Regions from separate parts of the Mus musculus genome. Here regions 1, 2, 3, 4, 6 and 7 are each linked to region 5. Evidence: chromatin loops called from intact Hi-C (ENCODE). Cell type or tissue: heart. All regions are shown on one strand. Region 1 overlaps Ablim1 (actin-binding LIM protein 1). Region 2 has its middle 34 kb from the start of Gm32718. Region 3 holds the start of Adrb1 (adrenergic receptor, beta 1). Region 4 overlaps Vwa2 (von Willebrand factor A domain containing 2). Region 5 overlaps Casp7 (caspase 7). Region 6 overlaps Nhlrc2 (NHL repeat containing 2). Region 7 overlaps Ccdc186 (coiled-coil domain containing 186).

The links. Peaks named below come from ENCODE experiments on the same cell type or tissue, not always from the same donor. Only the 100,000 strongest peaks of a DNase experiment are listed, where the experiment ranks them.
Region 1: a loop joins it to region 5, with 2.3 times the contacts of the local background. A loop is called at or near these places in 4 of 42 quality-filtered maps.
Region 2: it touches region 5 in a loop (10-fold over the local background); 28 of 42 quality-filtered maps call a loop at or near these places.
Region 3: it touches region 5 in a loop (5-fold over the local background); 8 of 42 quality-filtered maps call a loop at or near these places.
Region 4: it touches region 5 in a loop (4-fold over the local background); 16 of 42 quality-filtered maps call a loop at or near these places.
Region 6: a loop joins it to region 5, with 9 times the contacts of the local background. A loop is called at or near these places in 12 of 42 quality-filtered maps.
Region 7: a loop joins it to region 5, with 11 times the contacts of the local background. A loop is called at or near these places in 7 of 42 quality-filtered maps.

What each region holds. Positions count from the first base shown.
Region 1 is chr19:57,029,896-57,033,895 of GRCm38, forward strand. Ablim1 (actin-binding LIM protein 1) reads right to left here. Exons shown (of 26, transcript NM_178688.4): 26 at 2,838-4,000. Among named protein-coding and RNA genes, the nearest start is that of Afap1l2, 23 kb to the left of the region's middle. In heart, a CTCF peak has its summit at 1,863 (motif pointing left); a DNase peak (open chromatin) is centred at 1,866.
Region 2 is chr19:56,775,208-56,779,207 of GRCm38, forward strand. No RefSeq gene overlaps it. Among named protein-coding and RNA genes, the nearest start is that of Gm32718, 34 kb to the left of the region's middle. In heart, a CTCF peak has its summit at 2,014 (motif pointing left); DNase peaks (open chromatin) are centred at 244 and 1,814; H3K4me3 peaks cover 1,839 bases; H3K27ac peaks cover 1,169 bases.
Region 3 is chr19:56,722,014-56,726,013 of GRCm38, forward strand. It overlaps Adrb1 (adrenergic receptor, beta 1), which reads left to right and starts at 104. Exons shown (of 1, transcript NM_007419.3): 1 at 104-3,137. The coding sequence starts at 359. The coding sequence ends at 1,759. In heart, no CTCF peak of the experiment used is centred here; DNase peaks (open chromatin) are centred at 648, 998, 1,008 and 1,598; H3K4me3 peaks cover 2,626 bases; H3K27ac peaks cover 2,468 bases; H3K27me3 peaks cover 650 bases.
Region 4 is chr19:56,906,437-56,910,436 of GRCm38, forward strand. Vwa2 (von Willebrand factor A domain containing 2) reads left to right here. Exons shown (of 14, transcript NM_172840.2): 11 at 1-526; 12 at 2,396-2,947; 13 at 3,254-3,379. Among named protein-coding and RNA genes, the nearest start is that of Vwa2, 34 kb to the left of the region's middle. In heart, a CTCF peak has its summit at 2,191 (motif pointing left); a DNase peak (open chromatin) is centred at 2,715; H3K27me3 peaks cover 531 bases.
Region 5 is chr19:56,420,874-56,424,873 of GRCm38, forward strand. All of the region lies in intron 2 of Casp7 (caspase 7), which reads left to right. Among named protein-coding and RNA genes, the nearest start is that of Casp7, 26 kb to the left of the region's middle. In heart, CTCF peaks have their summits at 1,811 (motif pointing right) and 2,347 (motif pointing right); a DNase peak (open chromatin) is centred at 2,338; H3K27ac peaks cover 565 bases.
Region 6 is chr19:56,564,561-56,568,560 of GRCm38, forward strand. All of the region lies in intron 2 of Nhlrc2 (NHL repeat containing 2), which reads left to right. Among named protein-coding and RNA genes, the nearest start is that of Nhlrc2, 18 kb to the left of the region's middle. In heart, CTCF peaks have their summits at 944 (motif pointing right) and 1,692 (motif pointing right); a DNase peak (open chromatin) is centred at 1,681.
Region 7 is chr19:56,812,908-56,816,907 of GRCm38, forward strand. Ccdc186 (coiled-coil domain containing 186) reads right to left here. Exons shown (of 16, transcript NM_170757.2): 2 at 88-782. The coding sequence starts at 776. Among named protein-coding and RNA genes, the nearest start is that of Ccdc186, 7.3 kb to the right of the region's middle. In heart, a CTCF peak has its summit at 1,582; no DNase peak of the experiment used is centred here.

The sequences.
Region 1 (4,000 bases), 610 kb after region 5:
TACATTGCTGGCTGTCTGCTAGCAAACAATGTCTGATGTCTCATTTTGTACCATGCTGGGTCTTGTCCTACTTTGAAGCAGGTATTAATAATAATAATTAATTTTTTATAGAAATGGAAATTGAGGCCTAGCGAAGTTAAGCAAATCTTCATTAGCTGTGCAGCCAATAACTGGTGGAGCTAGAACTCAAACCCAGGCTGTCAGACTCTGCACTCAGCTCTGAGATACTTTCTGTTCTAGTGACTCTTAATCACCAAGAACCTCGATCTTAGACTACTGGGGAATGAGGGCCGCTGTTCTGGAAGTGGATAAGAGGTGGTGGGCATGCTTTAATAGTCGGATCTTCGTCTATATGTGAGAAAGAGGGAAGAGCTCACAACAGAAAGGAAAATCCTCACATGGTCATCTAGGAAAGGACCAGACCTTACCCGTGGGCACAGGATGATCCTCCGAACCACTGTCAACATTGGTAGTTCATCCAGACCTGCTCACAAAAGATCACCACAGCTGAGCACACAGTCTGTTGATATTTCCTCGTAGGAGGGGCAGGAAGGCATTGAGCTGCACTGGGACCCTCCTCCATGTATCCAGCCACTCCTACCAACCGGGTACACTTTTGCTCTAATTGCAGGTAGTCTGAGGGAGAGAGTGTCGCATAAAGATGAGAAGGACTGGGGAGGGTGATTCATCTCTGTGGCCATGGAGGAATCAATTCATGCCGTGTGCAGACCTTCCTCATGTGTGGCTGTTTCAAGGCCACCCATGATCCTCCCCCTAAGCCACCCATTGCTCTAGAAGCCAAATAAATTCATTGGTTTCTCAGTGTGAACTTGGTGGACTCATACCAGGGTGTCACTGGAAGAGTAGTAAGGAAGAGTAGGCGTTATTCATATCTCCCCTGGAAAAGATTTTAGCAACATCCACAACCAGCCACGCCCACGACCAGCCACGCCCACAGCCAGCCACGCCCAGCACAATTTCCCAGGCCCACCAGAGACTCTTATCGTTCAGTGCGGTCTCTTCACGTGTAGTTCTCGTGAGCGTGATGACTCTTGGTTTGCTGCCTTCACCATCCCTTCATACAGCTCACTTTAAACTCTCCAGGGAAGCCATAGCAACCCAGAGAGCTTGTGGCTCTCTCACTTCTACATGGCTAACCACTCTTTGTAAATATCACTGGTGTTTCCTGAGCAGTTAGTGTGCCGGGCGCTGTACTACGTGCTCGGCATGTTATCATAACCTGGACGGGCTTCTCATTACTTTGTCCATTCTGCTGATGAGCAAATTAGGTTGGCTGTTATGCGAGTTCTGGTAACCTGAAGCTAGACTGCCTGACATTCAGCAGAGAGCTCACTAGATTTCAACCACAGAGCATAAGCATGCAGAGCTAACGAGGCAACCATTCTTAGCACTGTGCACCTTAGTTGATCATCGGTGTGCCAAGAACTGCCAGAGTAAGGTAAGCTGGCCATCAGGACAGGCTCATGCCAAGGATGTAAACAAGCGTGGCCTCATCTTTCATAAGGTGAGTGGAGTCCACAGGAAATTTGCACTGGTAACTCAGAATGGATGGGGGCTGACTTTGCAGAGCTGACTGTGGGCACAGCCTCCATTTCTTGGTGGGAGGCTCCCTCCTTGAAGAGTTGGACACTGGGAGAAAACACGGTGTGGCTGGAGGAGGAGAGGTTAGGGATCGAAGCATGGTGTGAAGGGAGAGGGAAGTTGCTCTTGCCTGGCCAGTGCCTTCTATGCATCCTTCTCTGTGTGGTGAACTCAAGGAAGGAGTCAGCTTCAACTTAAAGGTGGCCCCCAAAGCCAACTGCCACAAGGAGGTCATGGCAAGAACCACAGATGACCCCTGGTGGTGAAGCTAGGGACAGACACAGGAGCTGGTGGAAGCAGAGCTGAGTAGGTGGCAGACTGGAGGCTGGGCCTCCTCACACATTCTCTAGCAGCAGCAAACGGGCCATGCCAACTGCCTTGGTGAACAGCCTGCCTCTGCCTTCCATGTGAATCCTGGAGGGACCGCCACAGTGAGTTAGAGGCTCAGAGCAGCCATCTGAAACATAGACTAAGCCGAAGCTTCTGGCAGTGAAGCTAAGTGAATTGGAATCTAGCTTTTCTTCACACAAGGGTTGATGATAAAGTGGGGGATTGGAAGAAGCCCACCCAACCACCATGCTCTCGGTGACTGCCACGGCCCATTTGTTCTAGCTGACTGAGATGGCCCATGCTCTAGGTGACAGAGATGACCTATGCTCACAATGGCTCATAAAGTCTTACCCTCAAATCCAAAAGATGGGACTGTCTGTCGTTGCTGTGCCTCAGACAGAATTCAACTTCAGTTCTAGCTGTAGTGTAAGAGGGCTACTAGACATTTTTTGTGGGGGTCAGTCTTGAATCCAGGGCTTTTCACATGCACACTGCCACTGAGTATTCTTAGTTGATAATATATCACCCGTCAAGTTGGTCCTACTGGCCTGAATTGTTGAATAAACGACTGGGAAATATGTGTTACTTAATACATGTCCTGGCACTGAGGAATACAATGGAAAAATACCAGGTGGGATGGAGAGACGGTTCAGTGGTTAAGAGCACGTACTGCTTTTGCAGTTCCTAGAACCCCCTTCAGGCAGCTTACAGCGGCCTGGAACTCTCCATCCCGGGGATCTAAGGTGGAGTACAACGCAACAGGCTTGCGCATGCGCACAATATACAATTTAAATCTGCTGTGTTTGCAGTTTCACTCTTTGCTCTGATTCCTGGAAGTTTGGCTCATACTTTTAAAAATAGGGTGAAACTTCAAAAAGACCAAGAAACAAATGAGCGCTGGTGCGCTCAGGGCAGAAGCACGTAGCTTTATTTATGGAGTACAGGGTGGAGAGTGGAGCGGGCTGTCCGCAACAGAGGCAGCTGGGAACACGCAGCTCAGCGGCCACAGTGCCTGCAGGCGGAGCCCTCCTCTGTACCTCAATACCAGGTGCTCAGCACTGGCACACATCAACTCATTTCCACAGGGAACACGACACAGCTTCTCAAGACTTCCGGACATTTGCTTTCGTTTAGCCACAAGGGGAGGGAACCAAGGTGAATGGGCAGTCTTTCATCAGGGACAGAAATCCCGTGAACCATTCTTCAAGGAAATTCGATGTAGGGTCTTTGGCATCTCATGGAAAGCTTTCACATTCACCACCAGACATATTTGTTAGAGGACCCCCTCTACCTCCCCCATCAATTCCATGAACAACTGTCTCCTCTTCCATAAGGTAAAATGCCTGTGTGTATGGTCATAACCGTTTTGAACCTGGTATCCTTAGGCTCATCTCTTTCCATCTTTCACCCTGGGAAGCGATTCAAAGGACTGCCACTCTCGGGAGAGACTCAGAAAAGAATTTTATTTAGTGATAACTGCCATTCAATTACATTAAGCTTCCGGGAGAACAAGTGGACTCTGCTGAAGTTTACTGTGCACACATTGTCTGCTGAGAAAGCTTCCATTCGAAACAGCCATTTGTCTCCTTCTTGGTGAGTTTGCTGCAACATTAAACACTCACGAGTGAGGGCTATCCACTGCCCATTGTCACTGTCTCCTTCTGCTTGTGGGTAGAAAATGCAAACAGTAACCCTGTAGATGCCGAAGGCTTGTTCTCCCGTTCCAGTGGACATGGGTGCTCCTTCCCTGTCCATTGCCACCGGAAGACACATCACTGCAAATCCGAAACCCTGACCATCTATTTCTGCATAGAAAGTTCTTCAAAGGGGGGCACAAAACAGTGAACTTCAAGCATACAAAGCCCTGGTTTGTCTAACAACAGAAAAAAAAAATGCAACTCAAAACCGAGGCGGGCACAGAAAGTACAGATTGAAGAGTTACTAGAAATCTCCCCAGAGCCAGAGTTCATGGAGAGCACAGCTTGGAGCCACTCCTGCTCCTGCGACATGCCCTGGACTGCCACTCCAAGTTTGCTTGAGATTTTTTTATTTTCTCTTTTAACAAAGA
Region 2 (4,000 bases), 350 kb after region 5:
ATCCTTGCCTGGGCTATGGCACGGTAACTCTGGAGTTGTGGGAATCTTAGACATGGCCTATTGGGGGTGCCAGGAGCAGCCACCGCCCCCCCCCCCCCCTTATAGTGACTCGTGCAATGTCACACTTAGGATCGTCATCAAGCATCACAGCGAGGTGCAGGAATGGGAGGCAACTGCCCATCTTCACGATTCCCACAGAACAACTGCTCTGACTGCCAGTGCCACACAGCCGAGCGCGTGTTTCCACTTGCTGCAAGTCTCTAGTTACCTCTTAGGGAGGTGATGGCAGTGTTGGTGTTGGAACCAAGGGCCTCGACAACTGTGCTCAGAAATCTCCCTACCATTGAGTGTGATGCCTTTTGAACCCCATCCCACCAAACTTATCATCAAAGCTCCAGCAATGTTTCCAGCTATACACGGATGGAAATAGCTTCCGGAGGAAGAGTCCCCCAGATTCCAAGTCAGAAACGCATCTGGAAGAGAGGGAGCAACCCAGAGCTGCTTTCCCTCTGGCTCAGCGGATCTTAGGGACCTCACGGGTGCAGAAGGGAGGCGCTGGGAGGCCAGCAGTCGCCCACGAAGAGATCTGCTCCCGGGAAAGTCCTCAAAGCCAGGTGAAGTGTAGCATCCTGAAGGAAAAAAGGAGGGCTGAGCAGTGGGCCACTCCGCGGGAATCAAAGGCGGGGGCGGGGGAGAGGGTGTGGTGGGCCGCTGACAGAAAGAAGTGGCTGGCTGCAGGCTCCAAAGGGGACCTGTTCCCAGCTTGCCACTTGGATGGCACCTTTCAAAGCCCCACGGAGATACCAGGACAAAGGGATGAGAAGCTCCGCAGTGAGGGTGCGGCTCCTCCCCGCCTTTGAGCTCAGCGCAGCCCCGGAGCCGCCCTTGGCCGCTCTATGCTCCCTCCCTGGTGTCCTTTGATCCACCAGCTGCTCCAGCGGCCCTTTCGAGGAAGCCAGAGGAGGGGCGCCCAACTCCCCACTAGAGGGGAGGTAGAATTTCTTTGAAATGGAACAACCACGATCCTGTTGGCTTAATAGGAAGCTATCCACTGCAGACAAAGTTGGGTTTGCTTCCCATTTCCCCCTACCAAACCAAGATACTTCTTGGTCTTTTGCAAGAAAGCTCCCTTCAGTGAGGTGACTCTCATTCACAGAGAGGCTGGGTGGTTGGAAAACGTTCTTGTTAGGGGGTGAGAATGTAGCGCCTGCCCAGACAGGACAGTTCTCAGGCATGGCGTGAGAAGCCTCCTTGCTGTGTTCCTTCACACTGCCTTAAAGTTTATGAATCCTCCGCAGACCACACCTTGCTCTCCTGGCTGGTTCTGCTGTCACATTAAAACAGCTGTTTACAGACTGCTTGATCATTCCCACCCTGAACTCTTCCTGGACAGGAGAGAGCTACTCTAGAGTTTAGATGTTTAAAACAAAAACCCTTCCAGCTAGGCTCACAGCCTTATCTTCCAAACAACAGAAAGTAGAGCCTTTAGTAACACCATTCAGATTCAAGACCAGCTTCTCAGATTTCAGAGTGCCAGCAACTCTGTTTAATGTCCCAAAAGAACGATTTCTGAGCTTAAGAAATTACAGACCGAGAGAGCAGCAGAGTCGCTTGATGGAGTCGGAAGGTTGAGACCTAGGTCTGGCCAGGGTGAGGCAGAAAGATGATGTCACAGTGGTTCAGGCAAAGCGCCCGTAAGCACGTTGTCCTTTCTTCCAAATGTCTACCCTTGAGAGTAGGAAGTAAACTTTTCAAAGACGCTCTTGATGTTTTCTGGGTTAGAGTTTGGGCGAGAGTGAAGCCACACTCTAACACACTGTGTTGGGCTAGTGCCTGCCACTGAGACTGCTCTAAGGCTGTCTGTCACCTGACGCTGGAAGGCAAGAAGTACAGCTCACATTTCAGATACCTGAGGATCCTGAAGACGACAGCCAGGTTGATAAGCCTGGAGAGGGACACTCCCAGGGCAGGGTGGTGACAGCTGGTTGTTTGGTAACATTCCTCTGCCATCTAGTGGCACCAGCCTACACTTCCCTCTCAGATGAACTTCTTGGCGCTCCCACACTCCGACGGGAGTTTTTATTTCTTTCGTTCAAACTGAGTTTTTTAAATCAGCCATCTTAAGGGTCAGTGAGACGGTTCAGGAAGTGAGGGTGTTTCTCACCAAGTTGGAGCCTTAAGAGCCATTTGGCAGAAGGAATGTATCTATCTATCTACTCCCACAAGTGGTCTTTTGGCCTCCAAACACACTCAATGGCAACTGTGTGCATTTGCACATTAATGAAAAATCCATCTCAAGAGGTCCATCAGAGAAAAAGGCCCACTCCGCAGAACTGACTTTGAATCTGTGCCATGATGCCGGCCAGCCACTTCACCATGGGGATGCAGCCTGGTAATCTGTGACACGCGACAACTTGTTTCCTCCTACGAGTGTGCTTCCTAGTACAGAAGCCATCCACAGATGTAAAAAGCGTCCTTGCGGTCTCTATCCCTGGAAACAGGACTCCATGCTGTGTCTTCTCTATGTCTTGCTCTCTGAATTGTTTGAGGAGGTAGCAAAGACTTCAAGTTCATCATGCTGTTCTCCTGACTACAGCCTTCTGTCCTGCCTGAAGCCTTGTGCTGCCCTCAGGCCTCTGAGAGCCCTGTTCTAACTCTGGTGCTCTGAAGTCTGTGTTGACAACAGCAAACGTTTATTCAACACTACAAGATGCTCTCACTGCATCCAGATGCCACGGTAAAGATCCTCAGATAACTCCTTGGAGTGTATCTCCTATCGACAGCTTCTGCACACAAGGAGAATGACACAAGGTCAAACCGGTGACAGAAGCGAGACTTATGCTCAGGCAGATGCTAATATATACATTCTTAGCCATTTGGCCACTGCTTTGTTCATATTCCTCTGGTGCAATTTTAACTAACTTGTCTAATTTTTCAGGTGATCACAAGTCCAGCCGTGGGCTGGGGCTGCTTCTCAGTGGCAGAGCACGAGTATGTCTAAGGCCCTGGGTTTGACCCTCAGCAGTACAAAAGAACAAAAATTTAAAATAGGGCTGGGGTGAAGGTAGGCAGAAATGTTTGCCTTGAAAGTATGAGGACCTGCAGTTGGATCATCAGAAGCCATGTAAACTGGCTGCACAGTGCAAGGACCTGTCATTCCAAGCATGTGTCATGGTTGGGGTGGTCATAAGCCATATCATGGGACCCCACTATACTGCTTTACTAAGTGAATATGCTGTCAAACTGTCTTCTAAATATTTATGGCTATACCCATAGAGCGGTGCTGCTCTCTACTTTGGTCAGAGAAGCTTCTTTTTGCAGTGGGCAGCAGTCAATGCAGAGACTCAAAACTGGTCAAAACGTTGAGAATAAATGTTGAGTGCAGAGCTAGAAATGGGACAGTGTATCACCTCCACAAGGGGACAGTGTATCACCTCCACAAGGGGACAGTGTTTCACCTTCACAAGGGGACAGTGTATCACCTCCACAAGGGGACAGTGTATCGCCTCCTCAAGGGGACAGTGTATCGCCTCCACAAGGGGACAGTGTATCACCTCCACAAGGGGACAGTGTATCACCTCCACAAGGGGACAGTGTATCGCCTCCTCAAGGGGACAGTGTATCACCTCCACAAGGGGACAGTGTATCGCCTCCACAAGGGGACAGTGTATCGCCTCCACAAGGGGACAGTGTATCGCCTCCACAAGGGGACAGTGTATCACCTCCACAATAATAAGGAACACCAAGGGAAGGGGAATGGGAAGATGATCTAGAGGACAGGAGTGGTGCTGGCAAATGCTGTGTTCTGGAAATGGCGTGGCTATTGTACTCCTGCACTCACAGAAGTCATAGTTACCTGTGGAAGACCTACAGAAGATCAAGCCAGGCAGCAATTCCAGCATGGGTGGAAATGGGTTCACGAGTCTCCAAGCCCAGTTAAGGAGCTAAGGACAGCTGCTGGGGGAGGAGTTGTCATTTTTCTTTTTGAGTATGGCTACAT
Region 3 (4,000 bases), 300 kb after region 5:
GGCTGCGGGAGCCTGACGCGCGGCCCCGGGGGCTGGCTGGGGGGGTGGCAGCGAAGGGGGGGGGGGAGGTGCTGGGTGTTGGAGCCGCCGGCCCCGCGCGCTCAGAAACATGCTGAGGTCCCGGCGGCTCTTCCAGCAGCGACAGCGGCTCCAGCAGCAGCGGCGGCGGCGGCGGCGGAGACAGCGCTCGGCTACGGAGGAGAAGGCGCCCGGCGTCCATGCCTCCGGCCCCGAGCCGCGGCTGCCCTGACCTGGCCGCGACCTCCCCGCGCGGGCCCCGCAGCCCCGGCTCCTGGGGTGCTCCCCAGGCGCGGCCCAGCCCCGCCACACCCCCCGCCCCCGGCCTCCGCAGCTCGGCATGGGCGCGGGGGCGCTCGCCCTGGGCGCCTCCGAACCCTGCAACCTGTCGTCCGCCGCGCCGCTGCCCGACGGTGCGGCCACCGCGGCGCGGCTGCTGGTGCTCGCGTCGCCTCCCGCCTCGCTGCTGCCTCCAGCCAGCGAGGGCTCAGCGCCGCTGTCGCAGCAGTGGACCGCGGGTATGGGCCTACTGCTGGCGCTCATCGTTCTGCTCATCGTGGTGGGTAACGTGCTGGTGATCGTGGCCATCGCCAAGACCCCGCGGCTGCAGACGCTCACCAACCTCTTCATCATGTCCCTGGCCAGCGCTGATCTGGTCATGGGATTGCTGGTGGTGCCTTTCGGGGCCACCATCGTGGTGTGGGGCCGCTGGGAGTACGGCTCCTTCTTCTGCGAGCTCTGGACTTCGGTAGATGTGCTGTGTGTGACGGCCAGCATTGAGACCCTGTGTGTCATCGCCCTGGACCGCTACCTCGCCATCACGTCGCCCTTTCGCTACCAGAGTTTGCTGACGCGCGCGCGAGCGCGGGCCCTCGTGTGCACAGTGTGGGCCATCTCGGCGTTGGTGTCCTTCCTGCCCATCCTCATGCACTGGTGGCGGGCCGAGAGCGACGAAGCGCGCCGCTGCTACAACGACCCCAAGTGCTGCGATTTCGTCACCAACAGGGCCTACGCCATCGCCTCGTCCGTCGTCTCCTTCTACGTGCCCCTGTGCATCATGGCCTTCGTGTACCTGCGGGTGTTCCGCGAGGCCCAAAAACAGGTAAAGAAGATCGACAGCTGCGAGCGCCGCTTCCTCGGCGGCCCAGCCCGGCCGCCCTCGCCTGAGCCCTCGCCGTCACCTGGGCCACCGCGCCCCGCAGACTCGCTGGCCAACGGGCGCTCCAGCAAGCGGCGGCCGTCGCGCCTCGTGGCTCTGCGCGAGCAGAAGGCGCTCAAGACACTGGGCATCATCATGGGTGTGTTCACGCTCTGCTGGCTGCCCTTCTTCCTGGCCAACGTGGTGAAGGCTTTCCACCGCGACCTGGTGCCGGATCGCCTCTTCGTCTTCTTCAACTGGCTGGGCTACGCCAACTCGGCCTTCAACCCCATCATCTACTGCCGCAGCCCCGACTTCCGCAAGGCTTTCCAGCGCCTGCTCTGCTGCGCGCGCCGGGCCGCCTGCAGACGCCGCGCAGCCCACGGGGACCGGCCGCGCGCCTCCGGCTGCCTGGCGAGAGCTGGGCCGCCGCCGTCCCCCGGAGCTCCCTCGGACGACGACGACGACGACGCCGGGACCACCCCACCGGCGCGCCTGCTGGAGCCCTGGACCGGCTGCAACGGCGGGACAACCACTGTGGACAGCGATTCGAGCCTGGACGAGCCGGGGCGCCAGGGCTTCTCCTCGGAGTCCAAGGTGTAGAGAGCCAGGCTCTCTGGGCGCACGGACGCCGCTCCCCATAGTCCCGGGCTGGACACGGGCTCTGCATCCCTAGAGGAAGAGAGCCCGCCTGGGCGCCCCTGAGCCGCTCCCCAGGGGAGAGAGGAGATCTCTGTTTACTCAAGACCGAAAGCAGGTGAATGCAAAGCCCACAGATCTATCGAATCATCCGAGACGTACAGAAAAGCCCCGGACCGAGCGTTTGCGCAAAAAGGAAAGTTTAGGAGGAGTTGGGAGAGTGTGGCTTAGTATGGCTTACTGGCTTGTCTTGAGTTCCTTTCTCTCTGAGGTTCGGCCTTTCGTGTGTTTAATGCACCTTCAGGCATTCCCCCCCCCCCCCGCCCCTAGGTGGGTTTTGACACTTTCTGCAAGGACCCGAGTGGAAACTAGGCGGGGAGGGGAGGGGGCAGGATGGAGTCTATCACCTGGCTTTCCGGTTCCACACCTAGGAACCTAAGTATTCAGCTCAGGTTTGGTGTGGGGGCGGGGCCGGTGATAATTAGCCAGGAAGTGTTTCCCTTTGCTTTCTAAAGAAATTGCATACTAATTCCGGAGTACTGGTGTCTCCTGTTCTTAAAGCAAAGGGAAAAGAAGGATGCGAAACAGACAAATCTGGTTTCGAGAAACTATGTGTGGAGCACGGTTCACCTTGCTTTCTCCTAGAGGGCAAACCTTGTGCCCTGCGCGCCTCGGTGGTCCTGCTGTGGGTCCTCTACCTCACTCTGTGCATATTGCACAGCAAGATAGAAAGACTTGTTTATATTAAACAGCTTATTTATGTATCAATACTAGTTGGAAGGACCAGGCGCTGAGTCTCTCTCTGTGACATGTGACTCTGTCAACTAAAGATAGGACAGAACAAAAAGGAAACAGTTGAGATTATTGCACATGTGGCTAAAAACAAAGACGGCAAAAAAAAAAAAAAAAGGCAGTGGTTGGAAGGCCATTTTGCACAGTGTTAGGCATTGTAAAATTCATAGAAGTTGTTAACTTGCACAAAAAAAATTAAATATTTTTACTGGGATGGGGAGGTGGGCAGATCTTTAAAAAGCTAAAATAAAATTCAAACTCAGTTTCTCTTGTCTATTATGTTATTGAGTTGATGGTTTATTGGGAAGTTACTTTTTATACTCTTATCATGGTACTGTAACTGTATCCATATTATAAATATTATTCTCTTACGTATTTTTATTATTATTTTTTAATGTCCAAGTGCCCCCGTGAATCTGCTGGTAAAATTTAGCACTCGTGTGTATATTCTATCTCTTCTTGTGTGTGTGACCAAGTATTTATACTCTGGTGCAACTAACTACCGTGTGGGAATTGGTCCATGTGCAATAAAGACAGCAGTGCAGCTCAATCGAGGTTCCGTGCCGTGTGTCTGTAAGGGGGTCCGCGATGACAAGAGAGACTTGAGTGTTTGCTTCAAAATACAGACTGGCTGCCTTTTTAATATCTCTTCATGACTCAATCACAGAGCAAAGTGCCTCTAGACCAAATAAGGTGTTCACCAACCGAGAGCCACAGATTTGCCCTAAATTTTCACAGCCGGATTCAAGGTATTCCAGACAACTCAGGCACCCTCAAGAGCCCATCTGCTACACTTGATGGAAGAAGGGACCGTGTATCTTCTGCAAAGGAGAGCCAGAGAGAGTGCTGCTGGAGACGGGTAACTCAGCAGCAACATCTCACAGAAACACAAGCAGGAAGGAATGATCCACTGGATGATGTCGCCCACTTGAAATAACGGTGAGTGGCTTCCATGGCTTATGTTTGTGTCCCCATTGAAAACCACAGTGGGTTCACAGTTCTCCAGAGCCTGCTTAGAATGGGAAAAAAAAAAAGCCATGTTCATGCTTAAGCAAAGATGTATAAAAGGACTCCTGAAGCAAATGTTATCTCTCTCACACAAGTACCTAGATCCTTTTCAGCAGATGTTCTAGGTGGGCAGGAAAGGCAAACTGAACCTCCTAACTTTCATTTAACTTCCTAACAGAATTATAACACCCAAATGGATAGAGGTTTTTTTTTTTTTTCATTAAAAATTAGTTCCCGAGAAGTGTAGAGTAAAATTCCATCCTGAGATTCATTGTACATTCACCCAGTCTGTTTATCCAATATGTTTAAACAAGCTTTTCATTTCATGACTGAACCGTACGTAGTGTCACCAAAATGAAAAGTATATGGTTTTGGCTCAGGGTCCCCTCTAAGATGGACAGACAA
Region 4 (4,000 bases), 490 kb after region 5:
GACAGTTCTGCAGGCACCACATTGGGGGGCTTCCGGAGGGCCAAGGCCTTTGTCAAGCGCTTTGTGCAGGCCGTGCTGAGGGAGGACTCCCGAGCCCGCGTTGGGATAGCCAGTTATGGCAGGAATCTAATGGTGGCGGTGCCCGTCGGGGAGTACCAGCATGTGCCGGACCTGATCAGGAGCCTTGACAGCATTCCCTTCAGCGGTGGCCCGACCCTAACCGGGAGTGCCTTGCTCCAGGTGGCAGAGCACGGCTTTGGGAGTGCCAGCAGGACTGGTCAGGACAGGCCACGCAGAGTAGTAGTTCTGCTCACTGAATCACGCTCCCAGGATGAGGTGTCTGGGCCAGCAGCTCACGCAAGGGCTCGGGAGCTACTCCTCCTGGGCGTGGGCAGTGAGATCCTGCAGGCGGAGCTGGTGAAGATCACCGGTAGCCCGAAGCATGTGATGGTCCACACAGACCCTCAGGACCTGTTCAGCCAAATCCCAGAGCTGCAGAGGAGGCTATGCAGCCAGCCACGGCCAGGTAAAACTCTGCAGCCTAACCTAGGGCTGGCTTGTCAGTAGACAGGTCCGTCTGTCTGTCTTCTTGGCACCACCAGCCATTCTTTCCTTCAGTGCCTGTGCTGGGAACTAGGATCGGGGCCTGAGTGTAGAACTCTGTGGGGACTTCTTGTGAGGACCAGATAAGACAAGCCTAAGCAAGTACACTCAGCATGTCTAAGCGTGCACCTGATTATAGGTACTGTTACTAATCACACTTGATCATTGTTATTAGTCTTAAGGAGTTCTGAGTCAGAGACGTGTATTCTTAGAACACACACATGTACACATGCACACACACACTTGTTGCTGCACACTCGAACACAACCAAAGCGAACATGCTGTGATACCTTCTCTACTTCTCTGCTCATTCTGTTTCCTTTCCTATGAGGCTGAGCTTGTGAGCAGCACTCAGTGGGGAAATGGTAGCCCTGGGACTAAGCAGGGCCATGCAGCGGCTGGGCTAGTACCCGAGATGTCAGAGCTGGAACACATCGGTAAGAGGGCACTTCAGTGCTTCCCTGGGGAGCTAAGTGGAAGAGCCTCATGTGGGACTTAGCATCCCCAAACCGCGTTACTGGCGATGGTCCCCAGAGGTGAGAGTCCCCCTTCTGTAAAATGGTGATGAGGCTTGTCATGCCCCTTGTATCCTGTCCTCTAGGCCAGTCTCCTATGGCAGATATATATATATAACGGACTTGCCAATTGCAGAGAGTTCCATTATGTATCCATCCATTAGGATAGGTCATTGTTGCATTTAACAAACCAAAATCGATACATTGTTACTTAGTACAGTCTACCTTTGCTCAGATTTCCTTAGCTTTTACTTGATGTCTTCCTGTTCCCAACGCCAGAAATTGCCCTCACAGGGGAGTTAGCAGGCCTGTCTCCCCAGGGGGTTGTGGCAGGTTCTCTATTTTCCTTGTGTCCAGTGTGGTTTTTAAAAGCTAACATTATCAGACCACCAGACCCTTTGACTCCGTATTTAAACCATCCCAGTGGCTCTCCATGTGGCTGAAAGAAACCCGAGCCCCTTCCACCAGCTTCTGAGTACTTCCTGTCTGGCTGCTGCTCTCGCACACACTGGAAGACTGAGGAAGCTGCCTCCCTGCTAAGAAGCATCCTGCCTGCCAGTTAGCTTCACCTCTCTCCTCCCCAGGGTTCCCTGAGCACCTTCCTAGTCACATCTTGTCTTGCTGTCCCTTTAGCCCCTTCTTTCCCATGGTGTTGCTGGCTCTATTCCACATTTGTGTTCATTTCCTACCCATATGTCCTAAATCACCACTCCATAGATGGCAGGTATCAGCCTATTTGATATAATAGCAGAGCCCTGTGCACAGTGGGCAGGCACTGCGTGATGTAAGGAGGCAGGCGAAAGTACAGCCGCACCTGCTGCTGTTAGGGCCTTCAAAATCCCATATGCTGGGTCCTTCTTTCAAAGATCAAAGGTGAGTGACCTGGCTTCGCATGGCTTCAGAGCTGCGGCCCAAGGTCACCATTTCTAAGCCAGCAAGGATTTAAAAAAAAGATGAGGGAGGGAGGCTGAGGTCAAGCAGCTCCCACTGACACGTTAGAATTTATAGTTTCAAGCTTAGAAACTACATTCCCTTCGATTGGGACTACAGCACGGCCACCCCCTAGTGGCCATTCTCAGCAGGAAGCTGGGAATGTCATCAGGGCAGCCACTTGTATTCATGTCTATATTCTAAGGAAGGATGAAGTGTGATTGTAAGGAGGGTGGATGCTACATGGGCAGTCAGCACACTGGCTGGCCTGGACTCTGTCCAGCCCAGAACAGCCCTGCTGTACCAGCCAGATCTAGACAAGGGACCTATTTTGCTTGCTCCTCCAGGCTGCCAGGCACAGTCACTGGACCTGGTCTTCCTGTTGGATGCCTCTGCCTCTGTGGGACGTGAGAACTTTGCCCAAATGCAGAGCTTCATCAGGAAATGCACCCTCCGGTTTGATGTGAATCCTGATGTGACACAGGTTGGCCTGGTGGTATATGGCAGCCGGGTGCAGACTGCCTTCGGGCTAGACACCCATCCCACCCGGGCTGCCGTGTTGCGGGCCATGAGCCAGGCTCCCTACCTAGGGGGTGTGGGTTCTGCTGGTACAGCCTTGCTGCACATTGAGGACAAGGTGATGACGGTCCAGAGGGGTGCCCGCCCCGGTGTCCCCAAGGCCGTGGTGATGCTCACAGGCGGGAGTGGGGCAGAAGATGCAGCTGTCCCTGCCCAGAAGCTGAGAGGCAATGGCATCTCAGTCTTGGTTATGAGCGTGGGAGCCGTCCTCAGGGAGGCAGTACGGAGGCTTGCCGGTCCACGCGACTCCCTGATCCATGTGGCAGCTTACACAGACCTTCCGTACCATCAGGACATGCTCATCGAGTGGCTATGTAGAGGTGAGTGGGGATAAGAACACATCTGTTAGGGCCCTCTTGAGACAGGACCTTTGCCTGACCTTCACACATGTTACTATAAGGAGGACAGCTCCCTAGTCCCCACTTGGCTGTGTGTGAGCTTATGAGCTAAACCCTACAACTCCACAAACTTCTCCAGTGTTACCGACCATGTGCTAAGCTGTTGCTGCAGGTCCATGGGTGACACTGAGAGGTTAACCCAGCCCCACAGACTGTAAGATTGAGCTGAGCTTGCTTAGAACAGGGGTTTTGGGTCTGACCCAGACCTGGGCACATTCTCCTTTGTAGAAGCCAGGCTGCCAGTCAACCTCTGCAAGCCGAGCCCATGCATGAATGAAGGCACCTGTGTCCTGAAGAACGGCAGTTACCGATGCGAGTGCCGGGGTGGCTGGGAAGGCCCCCACTGTGAGAACCGTGAGTGGATCCCTACTGTTCAAGCACAGATGGGGGTGGTCTCCTTAGTCCTGCTGAGTTCTACAGACTCAGCAGGAGGCAGGTTGGGTTATTTAATCATTTATTCACTCCCCTATGAAACACTTGGAAGGGTCTTACATATCTCAGACCGTTTTTGTTTGTTTTGTTTTGTTTAGAGTAGGAGATACAGGCTGATGGATAAGAGAGATAATCTGCCCTTATGAAGCTTCCATTTTAGGGAGGAGACAGAGTGAGCAGTGTAACAGTATAGAGCATTAGAATGTCACTATTGCAATACCATTACTATTGGGACTATTAGAATGTTACATTGGGAGTTCCGTGCATTGCAAATAGCCATGACAGCGGGGAGGTGGGCCTTGGTTAGCAACATAACACTGCACCAGTAACAGTGTCACAGGATGTGAGGCCAGAGATGTGTAGATGGGTAGACACATTATGGCAGCTAGTGGCCATTCTTTCTTGAATATCTGTAGTGACTGAGCGGAACAGCCTGCTGGAGGGGGGTGAGATAATAGGGCTTTGGGAAGAAAGTTGCTTTAAGGAGACACAAGTAACAGACTGGGGCCTCCTTAGATCAGGCAGAAATCAAGACAAGAAGAC
Region 5 (4,000 bases):
TTGATGATAGAAAATAGATCATAGATAGATAGATAGATAGATGATTGATAGATAGATACATAGATAGATAGATAGATAGATAGTCCCTTAGTTACTGTCTCACTGCTGTGAAGAGAAACGATGACTAGAGCAGCCTATAGAAGAGTTTATTGGGACTGACAGTTCCAGAGTGTGGGGAAGTCTTCGATAATCCTGGGGAGCATGGCAGCAGGCAGGCATGGTGCTGGAGCAGTAGCCGAGAGCTTGCATGTTGAGGCAACAGCCATGATGCAGAGAGAGACCTAACTGCTTATGTCATGGACTTTTGAGCCTCACCCCCAGTGACACTCCTCCAACAAGGCTATACCTCCCAATCCTTCCCAAACAGTTCCAACAATCGGGGACCACTGATTGGGGTCAAATATGTGTGATGATGGGGGCCATTCTCATCCACCACTGATGGATGGGTGGACAGACAGACAGACGGATGTCTTCAGACACACCAGAATAGGGCATTGGACTCCATCACAGATGGTTGTGAAGTACCATGTGGTTGCTGGGAATTGAACTCAGGACCTCCAGAAGAGCAGTCAGTGCTCTTAACCACTGAGCCATCTCTCCATCTCTCCTGGGGTTCTGTTTGTTTTTCAAGACAGGGTTTCTCTGTGTAGCCCTGGCTGTCCTGGAACTCACTTTGTAGACCAGGCTGGCCTCCAATTCAGAAATCCACCTGCCTCTGCCTCCTGAGTGCTGGGATCAAAGGCATGCACCACCACTGCCCTACAGTCTCAGGGAATTTGGAAGCCCATCATCACTGGGTGCGGGTGCTCTGGGGAGTGTGGCTGGCCCCTCAGGATATCCCTAGCTACACAAGCGGTGCCTTCTCTCCCCATCCATCCCTTATCTAAGGCTTCACATCAGGTAGGATAGTGGCAGGAGACAGTAGCACTCCACAGCTGTCCCTAATTAAGAACTGAATTACCCAAGATACTCTTGAATGTAGTGTTTGTTCGTGTGGCTGTGTCTGTCTGATGGCAAACGTTTGTCAGGGAATCAATGTCTAGTGTCGTTAGTGCTCGCTGCCCTTCCCGTTCAGTGTTGAACCCCAAACCTTCCTTTCCTTTTAAGTTAGGGGGCGAGGGGTTCATATCAGCAGCAATCATCAACCGACCAATGGGATCTACTTAGTGGGGACTGGATTTGGCCTGATCACACCACAGTGTGGCCATTTGGGTTCTTGTAGAGATTGCCTCAGTTTCTACCATCCCCCCAGCAACTGCTTCCTACCTGATCGAGAGAGACCTGGAGACCCCTGGTTGGAGGTCACTGGGTCATTCTGAAGTGGGGTGGGGGGGGTTTGAGGGCCCAGGGGCTGTCACTGCTGTGGGCAGTCCTTGCCCCTTGTAGATCCAGCCTTAATGTTTGACATCTCAGGAAACGCAGACCCTGCACAAAGTGTATATCAGAGCGATACTGTGAGGAGTAACAAGCATAGGCTTACCAAAGGGAATGAGCTAGCACATCACGTCTGCCTGTTACACTGATCTGAGTGCACCCTTACAAAACTGAATGTACCACAGATCTGGGACAGTTTTGGAACTTGTATGCACCCTAGCAGCTTGTGTGAATTTTTATACCAGCACTGTTTTATTAATTATATAAAATAGAAAAATAGAAAGAAAAAAAAAGAGCCGAATTACCCACTCACTCCCACTGTAAGGCTGGAAGAGTTCTCAGAGCCCGTGCTGGGAAACCTCATCCCCCCCACCCCCCCAAATGCCTGGTGTCCCCAGAGTTAAGCCCTTCACGTCCTCTTGCCCTTTTGTGTTGTGACCACTAGATGGCAGAGCCACATTGTTTTATTCTATTTTGGTACCACTGGCCTTTAATATTCCAAACTGTCCTTTACTTAAAGTTCATATATTAAAATGTCTCTCTAACTTTCTGATTATTAAAAAGCATTTATGAAACACAGAAAAACACAAAAGGAAAAATAACAAAGAGTTTAGGACTCGTAAACCGTGACTCCTAAGCCCTCCAGAAGAAATCACTAAGGCAGTCTCCATTAAATATGAATTACAGTTGATAGCACAAGGCCCGGTGCCCTCAAGGTCCTGAACGGAGCCCTCTCTGAATGCAACAGTGACCCTTGAGCAGCTGGAGGCCATTAGCGGCCATTAGCTGTCTGTGAGCCATGCAGTCTCTGCCTGGGCCGTGAGTTAAATTTTTGTAGAATGCTTGGGCGTATCCTCAGAAAATAAAATGTATAAAATGCTGAGCGTAGGACTAGGAGCCTGGAGAGGATGGGGAAGGAAGCCTGAAGAGGAACAGAAATTTGAGGGCATCGCCAGGGGGCGCTGGAGGGCAGGCAAGATGAAATGGTTCTGCCTGGAAAATTGGGTAAGCCACCAGATAGGCATGGAATGGTCTTGATGGAGTGAACACTGGAAGTCACTGGGGGTGCAAACCAAGAGCGGTCTGCCCACCCCCGGAAAACACTGCATTCTAACATGTCACTTGCCAAGTCAGAAGCTCAAGTGAACGTCACACAAGGTCAGAATTCAAGGAAACACTGCGGAGTAGTGAACAGACTTCACCCAGTTGTCAGTCCCCTAGGCTTCTCTGGCCCTCCCTCGTCCCCGGCTGAGAGTCTCCGTGCCCATCTGAGGCAGAGGACAGGAGCAAAGGCTGCCTCTCTGAGTCGGATAAACTCCTTTCTGCAGGCTCGAGTCACGTGGCCCTTCCATCCTTCGTCCCCTAGGGAGTGTTTAGTAAATGGCACTTGGTTATAATTCTTTTTCCCATCCTGTAGTCTGGGTTTCTCCACGAGCATGTGTTATATATAAACAGCTCCCTATTTAAAAATGTGTTGCTTGTGTAATTATAAGAGCGATCAGGTGGCTGCTGCCTTCGCTTAGGGGGAAAGAAGGGAGCTCCAAGGGAACAATGCTTGTAATTAATAGACGAGAAAGACGAGGCCGAGCTGTCCCCCCCACCCCTCCCTTCCAAGGGCTGTGTGCTAAATCAAGCATGCTGGAGCCTGTTCCTGCGCAGGCAGAGGCACCGCTGATCAGAAGGTGCCGGGACTGAGCACCCTAAAAGATCAGAACTTTAAATTAAACCCAGAGCATTTAGTTTTCAGTATAAAAACCTTCCCCTTGAGCTCTAGCGTACTGGGCGCCTGCGTCCCAGTTTTATTTTAAAGTTATAAAGATTTGTCAACAAATTGGACTTCCAAAAATGCCAGTGGAGGTTTGGTGGACTCAGACAGGCTCTGCTCACGTCCTGGCCCGGTCTCTCACTCACCATTTGGGAGACTGTGGAAACCGCAAGGTTATCTTAACCTCCATTTCTTCATATTCTTCCTGTGCACTGGGTTGAGAATTTAATAAGGAGACTCAGCTTTTTTACTTCTCGAATGTAGCTGATGAGGAAGAGATGGCCTCTGGAATGAAGACCCCCCCCTGACGAGGTGATTGTGATTTGTCAGACTCATTTCTGTATGAAGAAGAAGAATACTCTATTCCCGTTGTCACCAGCAAAGGTGAGGTCGCCCAGCAGGTCCTCGGTGGTGAGGTTGCAGGCCCAGCTCGGAGCACAGTGTGCCCAACCATTCGTCAACCATAGGTCAACCCATACATCCACCATCCATCAAATGTCACTCACAGCTGCAGACGGAGCGGTTCAGGACTGGAGATGGTGAGCCCTTCTGGGTCCTACAGTCATCCACACACATTACTGTCTTCCACACTGCCTGTCTGTGGTATTTGAAGACAATTCTCCGCACCGTTTCCTCCCCTGAATGATTTTTCCTGAAGTCTTCTGATGATTTTTATTGTTGTCGGTCTGTCTCCGCCTCCTGTTTTGGTCAGGGGAAAGGAAGGAAAGAGACACGGGAAGGTTAGTTAATGTTTGGAGAAAGGAATTTGCTCTTCTCTTTTAACTCTTGGAATGTACGTCGCTTCTCTGCATCTGTCCTTCACACACTGTGAGAAGAGCTCTGTTAACAGTAGAGGATGGC
Region 6 (4,000 bases), 140 kb after region 5:
TCTATAGATGTAACATAGCAGTTTATCATACATGTACCCTTTTTTTCTATTAAGTTGATAATTGGTTATTGTTTGCCTCTATGAAGGCTATTTTGAAGTATTAATTTTATGTTCAAAGTTGCTAAATCTTTTTAATTGAATCTCAAGGATTTTTCTGGCATACTAATTATATCACATTACATGCAGGTATTTGTAATTCTAATGTCTTTGAGTAATTCTCTTGTGTAATTGTGTTTGCTGTCTCCCTATCTGTACCTCACCTCTTTGTCAAGTAGTAGTAGAGCTAGCAGTTATCTTTGCCTTGTGCCTTACACTTACAGCATTTATATTTAGCATTTATTGATACTTATAGCATTTCTTCATTAAGAGACTCATTTTTAGACTTGATTACAGTTATTTAATCAACCAACAAAATATGGAAGACTTACTTTATGTAAGTTATACACATGATGTTAAACAAAATGTATCTGTGTTGTTTCCAGGCCTGAAGGAAAATGGAAGCCACCTGTAAGATTTAATTTCGTCAACTTGATAGACAGGATGTGGGATTATCTAGCAGACCAGTCAGGGCACGCCTCAGGGATTATCCATATTAGCACAACTGAAGTGAGGAAACACTCCTTAACTTTGAGGGGCAGCATCCCATGAGGCTGGGTTCCCCATGAATTAGGGTTCCTCATGAATTACTGAATTATAACCTTGCAGGACACCAGTATTTGGTGCTCTTTGCTTCACAGCTGGATGCCTCCCACTCCTGTCAGCAGGATTTTCCTGCAGTGGCACACTGGACCCTCAGACTGCGAGCCACAGCAAACCCTTCTTCAAGTCTCTTCTTGTTGACGATTTTGTCATAGCAACGAGAAGGGTACCTAATACACATGCTTTAAAGTCTTCCCCTGACTCCCAAACAAACAACCGTATTTGACTCTGCATCTCACAGCACCACCAGATGGAGCACCATGGCCCTCACATCACGTGGCCATCAAGACATAAACTAAGCTCTAGTTAAAGGTGCTCCTGATGCAAGCTGAAGACAGGGACAGAGGCAGCTTAACCAGCACCAGAAGAACAAGTCAAGTGCTTGGCAAACACAAAACCAACTCCTGGTTGGTTTGCTAGTTTGTTTATTCGTGGGCTTTTTGTTTCATTTTGTTTGTTTGTTTTCTCCTTTTTTCCCTCTTACTGCTTTTCTGTTTTGGGTGTTTTGTTTTTTGTCTATATTTTGAGAAAGAATGTAAAATTGAGTAGGTAGAGTGGTGGGAGTAATTAGAGGAAGGGAAAACATAATAAAAATACATTGTGTGAAAAATGTTAAAGAAAAAATAAAATGCAACAGTTTTGAAAAAAAGGAAAAAAAAAAGTAGGAGTAATTCTGAAGACTTAGAGCACAAATAGGTCCTAGTAAGAAATCCCCAATACCAAGCTTAAAATGTTAGCACAGGTTTGGATGCCCTAGTTCTAGCTTACCTTAAATGTTCAGGAAGGACGAGGATGGAAAGCGTAGAGAAGTCTGCTTTGGGACAAACATCAAATACACAAGCAGGGTGTGGTTCCTCTTAGATTCGGCCCCAAAGCGAAAGAAGGAAATGAAAGGGAAAGTTTAGGATCCAGTATGAAGGAAGGAGAATTACAGCCAGCACCTCCTCCATGAGTGGTGTCCATAAATGAAACTGCACAGAGAGCAGAGCTGTCAGAAGAGGGAGCTCTCAGGCTAGGAACCTGGTTTATAGGATGATAAGGTGGTCATAGCCATGCAGAACTACAGGAAAGAGAGTGTGTGGACATCCTCACTGAGAGTCACAGACTTAACAACTGTGTTCCTTTTTGGAGTAATATCTTCAAACAACACTTAAGACAAATGAAAACCAAGTTGGATCAGAAATACTAAAATTAAAAAGAAAAGAAGAAATGGGTATTGATTGACTTCAAGATTGTATTAGAAACGAAGTCTGAACGACAGGATGTAGAAGGGAGGATGACTGCGTGTAACGATGGAGTCGAGACTGCAGCGAAGTCGAGGGAGGCAGAGAGCTCTAGTGGGTGAGGCTGAGCCCCAGAAGACCAACAGTGCAGGGAGAGAGTGAGCGACTCAGAAGACAAGAGAAGGAGGTGCAGCGTGGGACTACTGGGAGAACCTCAGGAAAAGCCAACCACCCAAACTAATACCTGAAATTAGAATAGAAAAAGAAACCTAAATAGGGAAAAAAACAAAACAAAACAACCCTTCACTCTTCATCTTAAAAGGGCCTATAAGATACCAGGGACTATTAACCCAGAAAAGTCCAAAGAACAGCTTAATAAAACTGTTAAAATTACAGACCAAACCAAAAACGTCTTACGAGCTCCAGACTCACAAAAGCATGTGCATTAAACTTACTGGAGTTGTCCCAATAGATTGAAAAGCCAGGCCACATAAAGCCACGTTTCAGCACCCTGAAGGTATACAAACCAGGTATGGTACCCATTCCCTCTCCAAGCATCAAGGCTATAGCAAGCAGTGAGGAAGGTGAAGGATTCAGAGGGCGTGTGCTGCACGTGTGCATGGATGTCCCACAGGGGAGCTCTCGTCTCGTTCTGGCTGAGTAGGAAAGCTGCCCTGGACAGATAAGGATGTCCTGTGTACAGATCGGAGCTGAGATCAAAACTACACTGTAAGTAGAGGTGTATTTGATGGCCAGGGTTTGTTCTGAAAAAAATGGAGCTGATCAAAGTAACAAAGAATGAGGACTTACTGTAGGAGCTGACTGACCAGTCTGCAAGGGGCTGTTGCTTCTGTTTAGTATCTCAGTGGCAGATGGAGCCATGGATACAGAAAGACAAAGGAAAGAAGGACAAACTAGAATCCTTGTAGGCTCTGCTTTATTTAATGTGACTAGCAAGTGCTCTTTATTGTGGAGCAACACATTTCTGGACCATAGGGTAGAGAAGCTGGGGTTCCCTGGGGTCCCTTCTGAGTCTGCTGAGGCTTTGTGTGTCCTTTGTGTCTAGCCTGGCTTACTCCCTTCAGCTGTGTCTCATACGGAATATAATCCAGCCTCCTATAACTAGATGACCCCATGCATGTCTGCATATTTACTCATGTGAGTAATGTACTGTATTATGTATATAGATTACATCCCGCATGTTTCCCTATGGGACATAATTGTGAAGAGTGATATTGCTAATTTCTTTTGAAATTTAGAGGTTTTTTTTTTTTTAATTTATGGTTAAATTGGGTGAGAGTTCACTGTTGTACTGAGTACTGTTAAATTCCTTACACAGATTGTCCCTTAATTCACTTAACCTAGGGAGTCATTCATGATGTTTCCCCATCCCACAAGTGAGAAAACTGATAAAAGGTGAGCAGTTTGGCCAAAGTCTCAAATCCTTCCCACTTCTGCCCACTCCTACCCTTCCACTTCCCAGGCATCTATCTGCTCCTCAGGATTTTCCAAGATATCCTTGGTTGTTTAGTTGTTGCTTCTCAGCAGTTTGATCGTGAGCTGTCAAGGCATGTTTTCCTCTGTTGGGTCTTAGATGCTATGCTGGCCTGAAGTTACGTATACTAATTCCTTAGCTAGAATGAGAACATTAGGCATTAATCAATGTTTGTTTTGCCCTGATTTCTTCTCTTTTCCTTTTGGATTCTTGTAACTCCTTAGATGCTCTAAGCTGATCCCAAGTTGCCTGAAGAAGTGTCTCTTTTCACTCAGTCTCCCAGTGTCCTTTCTCTGATGTTACCTCAGGGCTCCTGGCCTTTTCCTCTGCCACCAGTTTGCTAGTGAGCTCATTCAGTTTCTTCGTTTCAAGTAGGTGTTTTCAGCTCTGACATCTTCATTTAGTTTTTCTTTTATGGTCTTATCTGTTTGCTTATATTTCCTGTCTTTTCATTCATTTCATTTGTATTTTTCTTTTACTTAATGAAACATGATTTTATAGCTGCTTCAAGTCTCTGCTGATTGAAATTATTTTGGCATCAATATCTTGTTTATTTTTCCTTTGATGATTAATCATATACCCT
Region 7 (4,000 bases), 390 kb after region 5:
AGTAGACCAACTCTGCAAGGCTGCATTCTGAAACAAAGGCGGACAGAGTCCTCTCCTCGAGGTGGGGGGCCGTAGCAGCAGACTTACTGTTTAACAGTGAGCTCCTGCTGCAAGTACCTGCTGTGCACACACTTCTCAAACAGGGCTAAGGCCTGTTCTCCTTTATTCAGTCCATTTGGGACTTGGTGGCCCTCTGCAAACTCAGCAGATAAGAGCTCAGATTCGATTTCTCCCAACAAATCGTCTGAGGCTGAAACAGTCTTCATCTCGGAAATGAGTTTCCTGGTGCAGTCTGTGTCGTAGAGGCTTGCTGAGGCCGTCTTTGGATTAGCGGCTTCTGCGGGTGCAGATGACTTTAACTCTGCCAGTATCTGTGTTACTGTCTGTTCTGGCTCCTTGGTTTTTGACACTTGTTCTGTAAAGTCTCCACCAGGAAAGTCATCTATTTGTCCAGAATCTTCTGGGCATGTGTCTGTGTTAGCACAAGAATTCTCACCACTGCCACAGTCTGGAATATGGCTCTCCTGTACTTCGATCTGACTACAGTGTTCATTAGTCTGACATAAAATTCTGTCAGAGTCCAATGACAATAGTTCAGCTCCTGTTTCTAATCTGCTGCTTTCGTCACCAGAAACTGAGATGCACGAGTCATCCCTCAACTCCGATGTTTTCTCAGTAGTTGCATCAGAAGAAATGGAGGCTATGTGTTCTGTCTCTGACATGCTGACTGGCACCAATTCACTTTGCATTTCTTCAAATCTGCTCCTGATCTTCATTTACATCTAAGAAATCAAATTTAAAAAATTAGACTAAGACACCATGACATGCCCATGAAGTGTCCCATTCATAATTCCTCTAATAAGGGCCTCCCCTAGAGACAGAAGAGAGATACCCAGAGTGGACACAACCAGTGGGGTCACCGTAGTGACCCCCTCTTTTCTGTCATGGGCCAGCTGGCCTCTCTAGTTAAGGGGCAGAGCATGTCATGGGAAGGTTAGGAAGGAGAATGGCCCCCTTCTGTGGGCACACACTACTTAAGCCCTTTAAGGAGATGGGCAAAAGGACAGCAGCTAAAGCATTAGGCAGCGGTCTCAGAGCAGGACACCAGCGAGTGATGACAAAGCTCACCAAGAAGGAAACCTAGAACCAGGACCTGCTTCAGTGCAGACCGAGCGGGGACTGACCTGTGTGTGCCAGGGGCAGCTTCCCCCTGACAGGGGCCTGGGGCGTTCCCCTGCTTGTTTCTAAGTAAGCATAAGCATTCTCTTCAGTGCAAATCTACCCTGTCTAGGTCAGTAAGAGCAACATTTCATTTGACTAGGTGAGAAGACGCTAGCTATTACATTATTTACAAAGGTTCCTCCTCTCTCTTCTTTATGGGAAATTAGTCAACTTCAAATTTTTCTCTGACATACAGAATACAAAATCTTCCACCAGAGGCTGGAGAGATGGTACAGCAGTTAAGAGTGCATACTGCTCTTACGAAGGACTCAAGTTCAGCTCCCAGCACCTGTGAAGGACTCAAGTTCAGCTCCCAGCACCTGTGGTGGGCAGTTCACAACTGCCTGTACTTTCAGTTCCAGAGGATCTGTCGCCCTCTTTTTGCCTCCTCTGGAACTGGTCTCATATGCACATCCCCTAACCCTGACACACATATACACATAATGAAAAATAAAATTTAATACAAAAAAAAAAAAATCCAGCCAGGCAGTAGTTCATGGTGTACACATTTGATGCCAATACTCAGGAGGCAGAAGCAGGTGGATCTCTAAGTTCAAGGCCAGCTTGACCTACAGAGCGAGTTCCAGGACAGTCAGAGCTGCACAGAGAAACGATGTCTTGAAAAACACAACAAAAAACCTAGTGGTCTCAATGAAAAAACTGCCTGTGACTTTGGCCATGCTTTAACAGTGCACAGACAGGCAGATGAGTTACCAGAGATGAGATTAAACTGCAATTCTAATAAGGAATTCTGCTCTGACGTATACACATGGGAAAAAAAAGAGTCCATTTTATAACAGGAAAGCACATGCTTACTTCAAGCTTTAAGAAAGGCGATGATCAGAGTACACTGAGACAAGAAGAGATGACTGGCTGCATAGACCCCTCAGCACTAAGCAGGAGGGGATTTTGCTAAGGGTGAATTATAATAAATCCTAAGACTTGTTGTACACCGTTTGATTTTACTGTATGAGTCCCAGCACCCAGTGACCCCTCAAATTCTTGCTGACCTAAAGCTTGCATAAAATAAGTAAGGCTAGTGCTTGAAGAACGTTATCCCAGGACTGCGGAAAAGAGTCAAGTGTAAGGAAGAAAAGGCCATCTTGTCTGTCAAGCATGCTGTTCCTGTGGACCACCTGTGGAGACAACGATTACTGCAGACTTTTAGAACCTAGGCTCCCAATCACTTAATCATGTATCACCTACCTCCTCCAAATGACACAAATGACCACCACCGTGCTGTATACGTTTCGCAAGCAAGCTGGTATTGATAGTAAAGACGTTAGACCAGACAAATAAATGCAGTGAACACTTGAAAATCTCAGTAATTTATTCCAAAATCTTGGAATAAAAAAAAAATGAATCTCAGGCAGGTACACTAGCCTCAGAGCAACTTACAAACTAGCTCACTCAAAGTGACTCTGTTTAAAGATATAACCTGTGATATGATATACAATATACAGCTCACTCAAAGTGAAGCTCTTTAAAGGTACCACATGTGGTATGATACACAGTAAATGTAAGATATACTACGCTACTGCTAAAGTTAAAATCTTACAAGTGTAAACCTGCAGTGGCTTTAAACACCATAACTGCTGCTGTTGTACCAACAGAGGCTGAACTCACAGCAGACGAGTACGCGCTGGCTGGCAGATAAGGAGTGCCTTCAGAAGAGAACAGACGACAAAGGCATTGTGACTCCCCAGCATTCCGTTAAGTAAAAAGACATTTGATCAACAACTTTAAGAGTTTTATTTGTGTGTCATGATTTGTCAACAAAAACCCACATCCTTTCATTCTGCTTCCTTGGTCTCCAGGGCTCATTCATTTCTTTCTCCCTTCATAGCAGTTACCCAGTGAGCTGACTGAAGCAGTAACTCATAGCTGATGCCTAGATGAGAGTTTCCAGTCCTGCACCCTGAGTTACAGACATGGAATTGTCTATCCCCTCTTCATGCTATATTAGTCTACCTGAAGAGGTGCTCCTATTGGAGCTTTCTCCAAAGTCTTAAACTCAAGCTGGCTAACCCTCAATCCTGCCGCTAGTACTTGTAACTGAGTACCCATGCACAGCATCATGTGCTTGGTCAACAAACATCTCCCTTTGCTCCCGCTGCTTTCGGAATCTATTAATCTATTAAGCAATTGTTCTCCTGCTTTTCTGATGCTATCCCCTCCCTTCAACCCAGCCTAGGCCTCGTCTCACACCTGGAACACTTAGTTTCTTGATCTCATTCAATTCTCTTTCGATAATCTCAAATCAAAGGGCAAAGTAGATAACAGAAGGGCAGATTATTTGTGACAGTCATGGGGGTGAGACAGGCTTGCTAAGGGAAGTGACAAATCAGCAGATTTAGAAGTGATGAAGTATGTAGTATCCTGGCTGTCATGAAGTGACCCCTCCACGGTAAGAGAGCAAGTGTGCAGGCTAGGAAGCTACACTACTGTCCCACACTTAGCTCCTCTTCAGTCATCAAACAGCCAGCTCAAGTCATGCACCCAGACCAGCCTCTCCCTTCTTTAAAGTTTCAGGTAATGAAATCCTGTCTCCACTCTACAGAGGCTAGCCAGAGAAAAGACACAAGCCTGTCTCCACTCTACAGAGGCTAGCCAGAGAAAAGGCACAAGCCTGTCTCCACTCTACAGAGGCTAGCCAGAGAAAAGACACAAGCCTGTCTCCACTCTACAGAGGCCAGCCAGAGAAAAGACACAAGCCTGTCTCTCTTGGGAGGAGGGTTAGGCAGACACTGATACATCAAGCAGTTAGGGGCTAAGAGTT